Linked DNA regions of Homo sapiens: region 2 is linked to region 1. Evidence: chromatin loops called from intact Hi-C (ENCODE). Cell type or tissue: heart right ventricle. All regions are shown on one strand.

The links. Peaks named below come from ENCODE experiments on the same cell type or tissue, not always from the same donor. Only the 100,000 strongest peaks of a DNase experiment are listed, where the experiment ranks them.
Region 2: a loop joins it to region 1, with 1.9 times the contacts of the local background. A loop is called at or near these places in 17 of 110 quality-filtered maps.

Annotation. Positions count from the first base shown.
Region 1 is chr2:177,631,469-177,639,468 of GRCh38, reverse strand. The region is part of intron 19 of PDE11A (phosphodiesterase 11A); the gene reads left to right. Among named protein-coding and RNA genes, the nearest start is that of IFT70A, 17 kb to the right of the region's middle. RefSeq lists an enhancer at 4,241-4,320. In heart right ventricle, no CTCF peak of the experiment used is centred here; a DNase peak (open chromatin) is centred at 4,968; H3K4me3 peaks cover 1,008 bases; H3K27ac peaks cover 3,643 bases.
Region 2 is chr2:177,713,509-177,721,508 of GRCh38, reverse strand. All of the region lies in intron 12 of PDE11A (phosphodiesterase 11A), which reads left to right. All of the region lies in intron 4 of PDE11A-AS1 (PDE11A antisense RNA 1), which reads right to left. Among named protein-coding and RNA genes, the nearest start is that of PDE11A-AS1, 44 kb to the right of the region's middle. In heart right ventricle, a CTCF peak has its summit at 3,533 (motif pointing left); no DNase peak of the experiment used is centred here; H3K27ac peaks cover 570 bases; H3K27me3 peaks cover 560 bases.

The DNA.
Region 1 (8,000 bases):
AAGAATGGAGGAGAGGCTGCTGCTTCCTGGGGTCACTGTGCCAGATGTTGAAGATACAAAGATAAAAGGCCTTGTTTCCACTGTCTCTCTGAGCTTGTGGGATACTAAGCAAGACAGAGTTTTTAAAACCAGTGATAAGGGACCTCTACTACTAGCCATGGTTGAGTAACGGGCCAAAACAAAACAAAACAACAACAACAACAAAACCCCAAAACCTGAAAAATATATGAAACAACACTTTTCAGACAATGGGCAACAGACAACATAATACAGTGGTTCCTGAGTAAGGGGAATGAATGAAGTGAGTCCTACAACTGTTCCAGCTTGTGGCCTGGATAGAATTTCTAGGCCACGGCACAGGCAGGGGGAATCCAGGCAGAGCCCAGTGATCTTGCTGAGTTAAGGAGGCAGAGCTAGGAGTCTAGGGAGGCCAAAGAGGTTACAGTTCCCAGGGAAGAGTAAGAGAGAAGAGAGGACTGCACAGAAAAAGCCCAGAGATCTGCAGAGGGCCACTTTGAGTCTTCAGGTTAGTGATGTTCATCATATCCATGTGAGGAAACTACTGAGGCTGAAGCAAAAAGGAGCAAGTAAAGTGATCCACAGAGGTCACACAGCCTGGGGAAAATAGTCCATGCTCCTGCCAGCTAGAGTACCCAAGAAAAGCCTTGAAATACATGAGGCATTGGATGCAGTTCTCAGAAGGGTATTGCATCAGTAGTGGGAGCAAATTAGCCCTCCACAAAAAAAAAGGCTGCTTTGGACCCAGCTTGCGCAGCTGAAAAGCAAGCCTCAAAGGGATTGAATTATTTCCAAATAACCTGACTATATTCCAGAACAAAACTGAAGAAGGCTTAAAGCAAAGGAAAAAAAATCCATCACCCAACAATATAAACTTTACAATGTCTGATATTCATCAAGAATTATCAAGCATGCAAAGAAGCAAAAACATCTGACCCATAATAATTAGAAAAATCAATCAATACAAATTCAGAGATTATATAGATCATAGACTTGGTAGAAAAAGACATTAAGATAGTTATTATACTTAGATATTTCAGAGGGTAGAGGAAAGATTGAGCATGATTAAGGGGTCATGGAAGATATTAAAAAGACCCAAATCAAACTTCTAGAAAAGAAAACGCTAATTTTTGAGGTAAAAAAAATATAGTAGGCTGGGCGCGGTGGCTCACGCCTATAATCCCAGCACTTTGGGAGGGCGAGGCAGGTGGATCACAAGGTCAGGAGATCGAGACCATCCTGGCTAACACGGTGAAACCCTGTCTCTACTAAAAACACAAAAAATTAGCCGGGCACGGTGGCGGGCACCTGTAGTTCCAGCTACTCAGGAGGCTGAGGCAGGAGAATGGCGTGAACCTGGGAGGCGGAGCTTGCAGTGAGCGGAGATCGCGCCACTGCACTCCAGCCTGGGTGACAGAGCGAGACTCCATCTCAAAAAAAAAAAAAAAAAAAATATATATATATATATATACACGTGTATATATATACGTATATATGTATGTGTATATATGTATATATGTATATATGTATGTGTATATATGTATATATGTATATATATATATGTATAGTAGATGAGATCCATAGCAGATTAAGCCCTGCAAAAGAAAAACTCAGTGACGCAACAGAAACTATCCAAAATGATATAGAAAAGATGGAAGAGAAATGAGCAGAGCATCATTTGAGCTGTGAGACAATGCCAATGGCTAAATATGTATGATTAGAGTCCCAGAGGGAAAAGACAGATGTAAAACATAGCTGAAGACAGGATGGTGGAAATAAATGTACAGAACCAAGATTCTCAATGAAGCCAAGCAGAAGACACATGAAGGACACTACAGCAATGCACATGAGAATCAAATTGCTGAAAACCAGCACTTTTAAAACTTGGCTTAAAAGGACCCAGAAGGGGGAAAAAAGACAAGTACAAAGAGACAAAAACACAATCCAGAACAGGATCTTTGAAGAACTGCAAAAAAATGCAAATACCTTTTCAGTGCGATAGATAGAATTGGAGAGATGGAGAGTGTGCTACAGGCATGCCTAAGGAAGGAGAGTTCTGGTTCCATACCAGAAGACCAGAGAAGACTTCACAGAGAAGACAGAATGTGAGCTGAGTGGCGAAGGATTAGTTCTCTAGGGAAGGAATTTTTTACACAATGCATTAGAGTCAGAAAGACTTAGGTAAACATCCTGGCTCCATCTCTCATTATATGACCATGGACAAGGCACTTAACCTAAGTGAACCTCAATTTCCTTATCTATAAAGTGAAGATGATAAAAGTACCTACTTCGTGGGACTGCTGTGGAGATTTTATGAGATAATGGCCTTTAGGCCCCGGCCCTAGCCCAGCACAGTGAACATTCAATATATAGAAACTCCTCTTATTTCTCCTTCCTAAATGTCTTCAGAAAAAGGAGGTGAGGAAGAGTATGTATTTGGCCCAAGAAGAAGTCTTTCCTTCTCTGCTACCAGAGATGCTGCTGGGGTTCAGACTGTAGCTAGTTACTTTTATTCCTCCTTCTATTTGAGGGGAAGCTGAGTTCATTGAAGACCTGATGGAGACGAGATAATGCTTAGAGGCAGCAGAGCAGTGGTTCTTAACTGGGAAGATGCTGCTCCCCAGAGGACATCTGGCAATATCTGGAGACATTTTTGGTGGTCACAACTTTGGGGAGGGATGCTACTGGCTTCTAGAGCATTCTATAATGCAAAAGACAGCCCCCACCATAAAGAATTATCTAACCCAAAACATCAATAGTACTGAGGTAGAGAAACCCTGCAGTTTCAGTTCTTCACTTACCAAGTGAATGACCACGAGTGAGTTCTTCATCCAGGCCTTGGTTTTTCTTAATTATATATATATAAAGAGGATAATAATAGTAACCATTTCATAAAGTTCCTGAGAAAATTATATGACAGTGTTAAGCACTTATTACAGTCTGACTCCAACTAAGCATTCAGTAAAAGTTTGCTAATGACAGTAAGAGTCCATGAAACACACTGAAAACACCTGTAACTGGTCAAAAATGATTGATATGCTGTAAGAGATTTCAGTAGATTCAAGTACCATTTGGGGAGTTTCTTTCAGAGAGGGAGTAAAATCAAAACCTTCTGGACAACATGATTATGATGCTTCAGTGATACCAAGTGTACTGTGTAGAAATTAGCATCTGGAGTATACAGAGAAGAGAGGGATCAAATTCTAGATTTGTGTATCCTTCTTAGCTCTACCCACCCTCACACTATCTTTCCAAGGCCTTAATCTAAACAGTAGCTATGGTTTCTGTTCCCTCTCTTTTGTTAGTATGGCTATTATAAAAATCCTGCTATATATCTTAAGTAAAATTATATTTGTTGATTCAGTAATATCTACCAAAACGCAAATACACATTCCCTTTCACCCAGCAATACCCATTCTAGAATTTGACTCTCTGATAAACTTCACACCTATGGAGAGGCTATGTACAGGGATATCCATTACAGCATTATTTGTAATGGCCAAATATAAACAATGTTTGGGTTCCATCAAAAAGGAACTGGTTAAACAAATTTTGACAGCAGTGGAATACTAGATAGCCATAAAAAATGAGGAAATCTAATTTTGTAGTGATATGAGTTTTTCCCAAGATATATTAAGAATAAAAGGCAAAGTGCAGATCCCTCTGTATGGTGTACTACCATTTGTAAAAAGGGGCAAATATATTTATGTTCTTACACATTCAGAAAATTTTTCTTGATTATCTACTCAAGACACTGAAAACATCTGTTGCCTCTAGGGGAGGAAACTGAGTGTCTGGGAAATAGTAGAACGGAGATTTTATATTGCACCTTTGTACCGTTTTGTATCCATGGAACTATGTGAATGTGTTCCTTATTCAAAACATAAATAAAATACGGAATAAACTGTATATGCTGGTCACAAGAGAACTCAACAGTGGAGTGTGAATGAAATCAGGAAATAAGTGGGGTCCCTTGGCCACCTAGATGACCAGATGCCCAGGCTGTGTCCCATAGTGGGGCAAGTATCCGAGGTCCTGTCTGCGATGGGCCAGGAGGGAACTGGAAGGAACATGGGGCCCCAGTGATGTCAAAAAGGTTGCCCCAAGGGAGAAGCACTGCATCCCAAATAGGGTTTTTAGGTCAGCATCAACTCTAACCTACACTTGAAACAAAACCTGAGTTATCAGTCCTACACTACTAAAGAAAATTCTGGTTTAAAGAAAGAGCACCCTAAGGATTAGAACCATTAGGTAGAAGTTACAGGGGTATAGATTTCAGTCCAACATAAAGGAACAACATTTTAAAAACAGAACAATCAAAAACTAAATGGACTCCCCTGGGAGGTTGTGCACGCACTGCCTCTGAAAGGGTTTCAACGGTAGCTGTGTGGTCACGCAGCAGGGATGCCACAGAGGAGAGTCAGGTGTCTTGAGGCTGATGCAGCCGCATACATAACCTTTAGAGTTCCTCCGTGTGTATATGGAGAGTGATCAGATGGGTGCTAAGTTTCCCCCCTTCTCTTTCACTGAGGAGCAAGTCAAACTAGACAATAGCATTCTCACAGAACCCATCCCGTATCACTTGATAAGAAACTTTTAAATACTAGAAGCAATTCTCTTGCTGATGACTCACTACACATAATCACCATAAGCCTTGGAATTTAGGTTCGTGGATAAACCCTTGCTTTACTAGTATTTTAATAGTTCCATATTCTCTCAGCTAACTGCATTTCTGTAACAAATTAAGAGTGTAAGAATAAGTCGGCCGGGCGCGGTGGCTCACGCCTGTAATCCCAGCACTTTGGGAGGCGGAGGCGGGGGGATCACGAGGTCAGGAGACGGAGACCACCCTGGCTAACACGGTGAAACCCCGTCCCTACTAAAAATACAAAAAAATTAGCCAGGCGTGGTGGCGGGCGCCTGTAGTCCGAGCTGCTCGGGAAGCTGAGCAAGAGAATCGCTTGAACCAGGGAGGCGGAGCTTGGAGTGAGCCGAGATCGCCCCACTGCACTCCAGCCTGGGCGTCAGAGCGAGACTCCTTCTCACAAAAAAAAAAAAAAGAGAGAGAGAAAAAGTAAGTTTTCAAGATAGGAGTTTTGTTACCTTTGCCTAGAACCAGCACCTGGCCACAGGAAAACGATATTCTAGTATGGCAATTCTGTGTTTCAGGAGAATATAAAACAAAGAGAAAGGAATTCTGAGAAATATGTATTCCTCCTCCCTCCCCAATTTCTTTATTCCATACAAAGGAAGCAAGAAGGAGAACAAAGAGCAAGGATAAAGGGAAGAAAGCTGTTTGGGGCTATGCCAAATAAACTTAAATGGCTTAAGGAATAAATTGGTGGAATGATTCGAATCATGGGCAGGTGCTATGAATGTAATTTAGTAAATGCTTGGGTACCTGCCAGGGAAGAAAAAAATGTGTTGCTTTTAAGATCATTTCCCAGCAGCTTCATAAAAGAAAACTGATTACAGGAATTTAATAAGTAAAACAGAGCCAGAAATATTGTAATCAAATGAGTTTTTAATTACATATCAAGCAGAAAAAAATTCTAATTTATGCTCCTGGGATTAAAAAAAATAAGTTCTGGAGAAATGCTTTTGTAGCAGGAAAATAACATAAACACTAATTTCCATAGGAATTATAGTAGTCAGTTTAATTAAAAGGCTTGATCAGAGTAAAGAGGAGCTGGTGCCAAGCTATACTAAATAAAACCATGGCAGTTGTGGCTCCCTCACACTATTGTCTAAATAAAAACACTATGCATTGAGTGGAAAACAAGCACCTGTATTTTTCTCATGGAAATAAAGGGGATTTTGATCGCTGCTGGAGTTACAATGTTGCTTTGTTTTATTATCATATGAAATAACTAGTAAATTTGATTTAAAATTAGATGTTTCTGTTTAGTGTGATAAATATCACTGTTAAGAGAGAGACAGAACATACTCTGTCTTAAGGACATCGGGCTTTCAACCCCCACCCCCACTCCGTTAACTTACATCTAGTTACATTTTACTCATATTCATATAACTCCCTGGAGCAGAGGATTATTTGAGCAGATAAATTAGGTTTACTAACAGGTGGTTTGCAGTTGTGCTTGGAGTCATACACTCTGGCATTCTAACAGAAAAAGAGCTATTCTTCCTGTTGGAGGACTTACTATTGACTACTCCCTAACCACAGTCATGCTTGGAGAAGGCTTTTCACAAGGTGTGCTGAAATCATAGTGGTTTAATGATATGTTCACCTTTTGTCCCCCTTGTGATGAATGGGATGCACCTGCAAGGTGTTTACACGGGACCAGGGATATAACCCTGTCCACAGAACAAAAAATAGCTAACTAACCCAAAGCATAAAGTGGGAAATCACCTTTCCATAGGCTAATAATCTCACAACTTCTGTGTTCTTTCTTTTATTTCTTTATAAGGAAAATAAAAACTACCTTATAGGCCTTAGTGCAACAAGAAAGGGAAACTTTAATTTGTCAGAATTCTGGGGAGCCTGGGAAAAAACTGGCTGGCTGGCAGTCCAGATCTGTATAAAAGCAGTGAGCTAGGGCTGGGGAGAAAACTGGATTACTCTCCATGGGGTAAAAGACTGTGCCCTTTGAGATGAAAAGGAGTATGTAAGAGTAAGTCAGTGGGTAAGTCACTTCCCCTATGACAACCTCTAAAGTTCGGTACAGTTAGTAGGCATCCAAAATGTTGAGGGTGATGGGATTTCCTGTGAAAAGGGGAAATAAAGTGAAATACTGCATTAGGAATGATGCAGAATGGAGTCAAGAGGGCCAAATAGACTCAAGAAGAAGTCAGAGAGTACAAGGAAGTAAGACTTGGAAATCACTGGCAGGAGTCTGAAAGGTCCCCCAGAGCATGAAATAGATTTGAGGTCTAATCTCAAGTCTAAAGGGTTGGGGAGGCCTCAAGTGACATAAGATTACATTCAAAGAACAATGTCAGAATTCATGAGAGTTGTATACATATGCAAGATGATGGGTGATAGAATTAATGGATAAGAGGAGAGAAGAAAGGAGAGATGGGTATGAATAAGTCAGAAGAAAGGTCCTGGTGTCAACCCTTACCCCAAATTGATGACAACAGCAATCACATTCAATGTGTCCTCAGAAGTTCATGTCTTCAGTCTCCTCATCATCATCACAGTCTCTAAAAACAGGAATGATACAATTACTAGCTGGTTGGAATTGTGCATTGACAAAGGTTGAAGCCATACAATTTCAAGACGTGTATCTTATTATTCCTTGGTTTTTCTTCTTGACTCTTTAAGAGCTTCCCTTTTATGTTACATCCTCAGCAGATTTCTCTATATCTTCATTCTATATGGCAGGCTAGTGTCCTATCCCTGACTTTTACTTGAGAAAAACAATGGTTTTCTCCATAGCTTCCAAAACAAATGGAAAGATTACAAAAGGAAGCCCTAACTTCCTATATGGATTCTTACCTTCCTCCTGTGATGGAAAGGCTAAGGATCATTTATGATCCTAACATGTGGGGGACATGTTTTATCATCTGTAAGATGCACAGTCATTGTGAGGAATAGCTGAGATGAAGTATGCAGAGCAGCTGGCAATGTGTTTAACACATAGGAGGTGTTAGGTGTTAACAGAAGCTCCCCCTCATCCACGTGGGATGCCAGCTTTTTATACTTCTTTCAGACCCTGGAGATGGAAAACAGGCCCAAGAAGTATGAATGCTTAAAAATCCATACATTCTCATTGATTCTGTCCATTTTTAAACTGAGATTATAAAATACCATATATATATGTGTATATATATACACACACATATATATGTATATATATACACACACATATATGTATATATATACACACATATATATGTGTGTGTATATATATATACATGTATATATATATATATACATGTGTATATATATATATATATATATATATATATATATATTTTTTTTTTTTTTTTTTTTTTTTTTTTTTTTTGAGATAGAGTCT
Region 2 (8,000 bases), 82 kb before region 1:
TTATTATCTTTTGATGTAGAAACCTCCACTTTCTCAAGTCTTATTATTTAGTTGAAAATTTCCTTATATTATTTGTATATCTTTTTGTACATTTTATCAAAATAAGACAGCAGAAATATATTGAGCAAATTTTATTTGACCACATTAGGACTTCTTGAGAATGAAATAGTGTTGACAGATACCAGAGGTTTGCTTTGAAATACGCTAGCAAACAAAACAAAACAAACACACACTGCATGTGAAGAGACAGATGAAACAAGCCGCAAAACCTGGATTCCTGCTGAAGTTAGGCAATGACTGCACTGGGTTCATTATATTAATGGTATTCTATTTTTTGTATGTTTTTAACTCTCCAAAATAAAGAATTTGAAATTTATGCTAATAAACAGGTTAAAAATTAAGCCTTAGAAGTGGTTATAAATGTAATAGAATATAATAATAAAGTTATATATAAAATTAATCCAATTTTTAAATGTATGCATCAAACATCTACGCAACATATGTAATTGTACTGGACTGTGTTGCCTTTCTGAGACTTACATACACAAGCACTTGCAACCGTAGTTGAGGCTAAAGGGTCAACATATTCCCAAAACATGACTAAGGTTTTATGATTTGATAGTAAGTGCCTTCAGAAGCTTCTGGTTGGGAAAGAAAGTCATTTATATATAGACTGTAAGGTTTTTCCAACTCTGAGCTTGGTAAGGAAAGGACCAGTTAGGCCTAAATCAATAGTTAATTAATGCCAAATCAATATTTGGTTGCATTCATCTTGAAAAGAAAGATAAGCAAATTCAATCAAAACTATCCCGTTCCCATGAATAATTAGACAACCTGCAATTGGCTTGTTACATTGCATACTCTGGTAAAGGAGACATGTGAGTTTGTTGGTCCTAGATGGTGATTCCCTATCAGCTGGAAAGGTTCTGGTCTCTGGACCTCAAAATGGGGCTAAGGTGCCCCCTTTTCTCTTCAGCAGACCCATTTATTGGTAGACAAACTTTACTGTAAATGCCGAGGGAGTATGACCACTAAATCTAGATGCTATAGTTTGCTCAGTAGGGATTTTTTCCCCTCCATTGAAGTTTGTGGTTGCATACCTGTTCTTCCCCTTATGCTTTCATCACACACTGTCTCTGATTGACAAAGGTAAGATCCTTTTTTAAAAAGAAGGTATGCTGCGACATCCAGTAGTATAAATACTCATAAGCACTCCTAGTAAGCAATTGAAATCTGCTTCCACTCCAAAGCTTGAGATAGTCCTCTGCTCAATATTATTGCCTTGGAGCATATAAAACAGTTTGATACCCATTAGGCTGCCCCTAGGATCTATATGTTGAGTGGTTGCCATTCCATCACAAAGCAAATAAAATAGGGTCTCAAAAAGAAGCATACTGGGGTTGCTGTCCATGCACATGGAGCCCTAACATTGCCCTAACAATTCTCTGACCACCGTGATCCACCCATGAGTGGGATATGTGCTGAACTTGGGGGTGATTGAAGGCACCCTTCTTATAGAACCATCAGCTTCCATTAGGAGATGTAAGTTTCACAAGCAGACTCTTCATGTTAAGTATGACCCAGCAGAGCTGGACCAGCCATCAGCATTGCAAATTGGGCCTTTTTTTTTGTTGTTAAGATGATATGAGCATCTTGTTTGTGGCATTTACAATGAAACCTTCAAAGAGCACTTTTTTGGCTGAAATAAATGTGATTTTAATAATGTACCAAACAAAGACCCCAGAGAGTGACCCTGCAACACTCTACGTACCAGAAATTTTAAAATACCAGAAATTAAATGCTTCTTCTGTAAATACTGCCTTTCTGTTCCAAGCTCATAAGGCCTTCAAATTCAAGCCATCTATAGATCAGCAAAGGCACGATGACACAGATTAGGAATATGGTGTGCAGACTCTTCTAGAGGAGGCACCTCCTTGAGAAACCATGTCTCTCCAACCCCTTGGAATTGTCTGAGCCGTACTTTTTCCTCTTCTTTTCCAAAAGAGTGAGAAAGATGAAGAAGAGGAAGAAAGACTCTCCAAAATCTATCATATTGTCCCTCAACCTTAGCCAATCCACCTAGGGCTCTGCTGCAGTGCCTGGACATCAGAATCCATGGTGGAGCATATGGAGCCTACTGTCTTCAGCTTTAGGGTGTCTGCAACCATTAGGAATTTCTAGTACATCATTAGATTCCCTCTGTCTTAGTTTGCCATCTGCTACATCTCAGAATCAACAGGATGAACTCATCAGGAAATCCCTTATCATTCAATACTTCCGATAGTTGGGTTCAAAAAGAAAGGTGAGAGCAGAATTTCTGGCATCATTTTCTCAGATTGCTGAGCCAGGACTGCACACATGGCAAGGGTGTGCAGTCCATGGTGCACCTCCTCCAGAAACCAAGCAGGAGGAGCTGGACATTCCTACCAGTTCTGTCTTCCACAAAGCACAACCAATGTTATGACAGCTTCTCTTTAGAAAACAGTGCTCTGTGGCACTGCTCTGCTGGCTCGAAGGGTAACCAGATTCTATGTGCAGCAAGGGGCGGCTGTCTTCTTCACTGCCCTGTTCCTAGTGCCAGGAAATCAGTAAATAATAAATATTTGTTCAATGAATGAATGGACACTTTTTAGAATATCACTATTTCATTTCAAGCTGGGACAGTTTGATGAAGTGTGGGCTAATTCTTGAAACAAAAAAGAATGTACAAATATACATACACGTGTATAAATATAGATGTTCTTATAAACAAATGTTCTTTATGGAAATTTTAGACACAAAGGAAAAAATTTAAGCCAACTGTAATTCCACTACTGATAATATCTTGATATACATCTTAACAGTCTTTTTCCTATACATATATTTAAACATTTTATAAAGTTGAGATATTACAAACTATTGTATCTTTCTTTTCTCTCCAAACCTCACTTATAAAGCACTGTATATTATCAAGCACATATTGATGTGACAGAGCCATATTTAAACTAAAAATATCCAATGGCTCTGCAGTATCAATCTCTTCCTACTCAAGAATAACGTCCTTCGTGAAATAAAGCACACACCAAGGGATTCTTTACAGCCCTATTATCTAACACTGTATCATCACAATAGGATTTAAAAGCTGTGCAACTGAACCCACACCTCAACTTAGGGGCTGTGTAGCACAGTAAGTAAGAACACAGACTGGGGAGCCAGGCTACCTGGGCTTTTATCCCACCTCTCTTACTTTGTAGTCTTGTAACCTGGTGCCTCAATGTTTTCATCTACAAAATGGGAAGATAAGAACAGTTACCTGTCTCAGAGAGTTCTTGTAAGGATTAAATGAGCTAATGAATGTGAAGTATTTAGGAAAATGCCCGGCATATACTAAGCACTATAAAAGTTAACTGTTGTTGACATTATCCCAGGCCTCTTCTCAAATCTACCCAGTGCTCAATATATAATAGGCACTTAATGACACTTCTTAAATTAGTAAATTGTCTATAGCACCATCTAGTGTTGATATTATGGGTGTTTTTACACCTGTTTGGATTCAACAGAGTCACAAAGTAACAGTCATTTTTCTCTGGCTATGATATTCCCCCATTCACTGGTATCATACAGGATCAACATTAAAATGAGAGTACATCCTGGCTGATTTAAATTTTACATTGGCTAATGATAGAAATTACTGGGTAGTCCAGGAGACCCTGAGAATCAATCTTACTGGCTTGGGTCTTTTGGAGTTCTAGTTATTATATGCCGTAGTGGCTGGGGGTAGGCTTATCCCAGTATACATTTCAGCCCAATGAAGGAATATCATTGGAGGCCTGCTCAGAGGACAGGTGAAAGGCTTTGCTGGAGGGGGTGACATGGGAAATAGGTTTATATGCCCTGGCTGACTCTTTACTTAGATATATTGTATTTACTGCTTATTATTTCTGATACGAACTGTGAGGGAATACAGGTGAGAAGATATATTAACATTAAAGCTCAATAAAACCCATAATGATTGGGTCAGGAGCAGAAAAATATAATTTTATTTGAAAATAAAAGAATAAACCAGAGTCAAGAATGGGGTAAATGCATTAAAATATACTTCCTGCCGCCTCTCTGTTTTCTTTTGAAAGTATATTGTCTTCAGCAGGCAGTTGACTTTTTCTACTCAATATCAGTACGTGCAGGCCTGAATGGATAGCCCTGGGAGGAAGATGGATGAGGGCGGGGGAGGGGCAAAAGGACACTTAGTGGCAGGTGGGCATTTTTCAGGCCTGATGACTCCCAGAAACCATTTACCAGGCAGCTTTAAATCACAGTCAAGAGATAGGTGCTGCTTCAGTAACTCAGGTATCACCGTCGGGAGAGGTAAATATGTTTTGTGTGACTGTGTGTGGGTGCTGTACTTCAGGGATTCTCTACTCCGAGGATCTAGAGATAGGCTCCATAGTCTTTGATATTATAAAATTATAGAAAATGTTCTAGGAAGAGAGTCTAGGGCTCTGTTATGTTCTTAAAAGTATCCATGATACCAGTAGTTTAAGACCAAGATGCTAGATTTCTGGGCAGAGCAGGGGACAGGGACTGTGTGGAACATTTTAGCAAAATATGTTCCATCTTATTATAAAATGGGTGATAACTGATGGCTTAAAAATGGCTGGGGATTTTGATCTCAAATCTATTAGATGGCATTTGATTTTAACTACTGATTAAATTTCTAGTCAAATTACCTTATTTTAACATTATCTCTAACTTACTGCTCTGATTCATCAGCTAATTCTAGTCAATAGCTTTTCCATGGGCAAAGTCTCTCTAAATTTTAGCACAATATCATTGCACAACACTTATTTCTGGAGTATCATAGGTAATTATTTCATACTTGATAGACTTTTCAAGTTTTACCTAGTATTAGCAAGACCAAACTCAACATTTTGAGTTTTAAGATGATAGAGATGACAACAAAATACATTTATCCCCCCTCCCCTTCTCAAAAATCATCCTCAAATAATACGGAGAGAAAGAAATGTACACAAATCCTGCCTTGCATGGACTCATAACACATGAAGGCAGAAAGTGAAGGGAGGATAGTTCATAACTTAGCAGAGAAGAGAAACCCAAGTGTCTTCAGAGGTGAGGGTGTGGAGGAAGGGGTACCCATAAGAAATAATGCTACCCCCAGCACCTAACGAGACTCAGGAACTGGAGGCCTCAGATACCATGAAAATTAGGTGATGTGGAATGAGGGAGTGATGGAAACAATGAGTGCCTAAGTCTCCATCCCCTCTCTGTAGCTGGAGGGCTACTTTTCCCCCTGCCTCTGCCATAACCAGAGTATTTGCCAGAAAAACTGAATCCCAGAGTTGGGTACACAACCTAAAGCAAAGTTAGGATGAGGTGCACACTCAAAATAAGAGGATTAAGTGAAAGCCTACATCCTCACAGGTGGACAGCTACAGTTCTCTTTTCTCAGGATGCCAACACACGTGTTTACACCATTCCCAGGCAACAGATTGGAAAGTCCAGAGAAAATGAGTTTAGATGTTGACATTTGGGCATCTCCAGCAAAAGACCAGCTGGCCACACAGTCACCCCGTGATAAGACACAGCAATCTCCAGGCACCACCCACATACACTGGTGCACAGTGAGTTTTGTGATGCTTTACTCTTAAGAATGAAAAGACCACCAAAGGTTACCAGACAGACACTTGAGAGAAACCACCAAACACAGAGAAAAGAAGGAGTTCAGAGAAAAAAGGCAATACGGGGAACAGAAGAAATTTTCAGAAGAATTATAATCAATATCTTCAGAAAGACAAGAAAAGATCATGCATCCATGGGAGAAGAATAGCATGCTATTATAAGACAAGGAGCAGCAAACAAGAAAATTTTTATAAACTAAACATATTATTATGCCTGGAAAGTAAGAGGAAAGACCTATATAGGAAACAGAAAAGAGGAGATAAGAAAATCAGTACCAGAAGTCCAGTATCCAACTAATTGGAGTTTCATTCAAATAGGGCAGAAAAAAACTCCTGAAGAGAAAATTATTTTAAAAAAAAAAGAAAAGAAAAAAAGATTAGTAAATTTCTTCATTGTGCTGAAGAAATTGATTCTCCAGATTAGGCTTAACACACAAATTGAACGGGGAAAAAAGTTCCAACCCAAAGCATATCTCTGTGAAATTGCTGAACACCAGAAATAAAGAGGAAATTCTAAAAGAAAGAAAATCAAATAACATTCAAAGTATTAGGATTGAGAATGGTATGTTCTTCTCGAAAGCAACTTTGGAAGCTAGAACACAATAGAGCAGGCCTTCAAAATTCTGAGTGAAAATGTTTCAGCCTAGAATTGTGAGGCACACTGAGTACGAGAATAGAATAAAGATGTTTTTTCAGTCATGCAAATCCTCGAAAACAACCAACTCCTCCAGTGTTTAAAAACAGTAAGACCTTTTCTCATGAAGCCCCTGCAGATGTGCTCCTGTAAAATGAGGGAGTAAATGAGGAAAAAGAAAGGCATGGGCTGCAGGAGGTGGGGAACCAGACACAGGAGGGGAAGGAGGAACCCCCTGAATGACGGTGGAGGAAGCTCCGAGGGCTGCTGGCAGCAGAGGAGAGAATCCAGACCAGACCCCAGGGTCAGGCTGCAGGAAGGAGTCCCCAGGACAGGAAGGATCTAGAAACAAGCTGTGACCGTTCTGACCCACTTCAAAATTGCTTTGAGAAGCATTTTGCAGAATTGTGTAGGGTGTGAGAAGACTTAGATGTTTCACAGAAATCCTAACTCCAGGAAACAAGAAAATGTACATTATTAAGGAAACAATCATTGTATACTGGTTGGCTCAGCGGTGAATGATATTTATAGGATGGTAATATAGGAAAGCTCTGTGGATCACATTGGGAGTGTGAGGGGAGGGTGACCATAAACTCACCCGCTGCTAGACGTCGCCAGTGTTCAAGGGCAGATTCTGGTGAAAGGATGCTAGGAGCTTGCTCCCTTCTGCTATGCACTAGCTGGGAGACCCTGGGCATATGACTTAGCCTCTCTGTGACTCAGTTTTCTCATCTATAACTGGGGACAGTAATAGTTTCTACCTAACAGGACTGTTATGAGAACTCCATAAGTTAAATGGCTGTAAAGCTCTTAGAACAATGTATGGTACATAGAAAGGACAATATGAGTACTTGGTGAATAACCAAGTGCTAATAATATGTGCATGCTATATAGAAATATAGTGGGGGGCTGGGCGTAGTGGCTCACGCCTGTAATCCCAGCACTTTGGGAGGCTGAGGCAGGTGGATCACAAGGTCAGTAGATCGAGACCATCCTGGCTAACACAGTGAAACCCCATCTCTACTAAAAATACAAAAAATTAGCTGGGCGTGGTGGCGGGCACCTGTAGTCCCAGCTACTCAGGAGGCTGAGGCAGGAGAATGGCATGAACCTGGGAAGCGGAGCTTGCAGTTAGCCAAGATCGCGCCACTGCACTCCAGCCTGGGCGACAGAGAGAGACTCCGTCTCAAAAAAAAAAAAAAAAAAAAAAAAGAAAAAAGAAAAGAAATATGGTGGGAAAACTACGAATTTAGGTGAAAAAGAAAATAGAAAGTAGTTGCCTTCAGGAATCAAGAAAGGAGAATAATGAGGGACTACTGATTTTTAGTTCTAAGTCTCAGTATAATTTGAATTTTTTTAGTTACTGCAGGTAATAATTTAAGTAAAATAAAATTAACTTAGAAAAACTAACAGCCAACTGCAGATTTTAAAATGAAGGGCATATACAAGCTTTTTTGTTTGTTTGTTTGTTTGTTTGAGATGGAGTCTTGCTCTGTCGCTCAGACTGGAGTGCAGTGGTGCCATACAGGCTCACTGCAACCTCTGTCTCCCGGTTCAAGCGATTCTCCTGCCTCAGCCTCACGAATAGCTGGGATTACAGGCGCGTGCCACCAAGCGAGGCTAATTTTTGTATTTTCAGTAAAGATGGGGTTTTGCCATGTTCATCAGGCTGGTCTCGAATTCCTGACCTC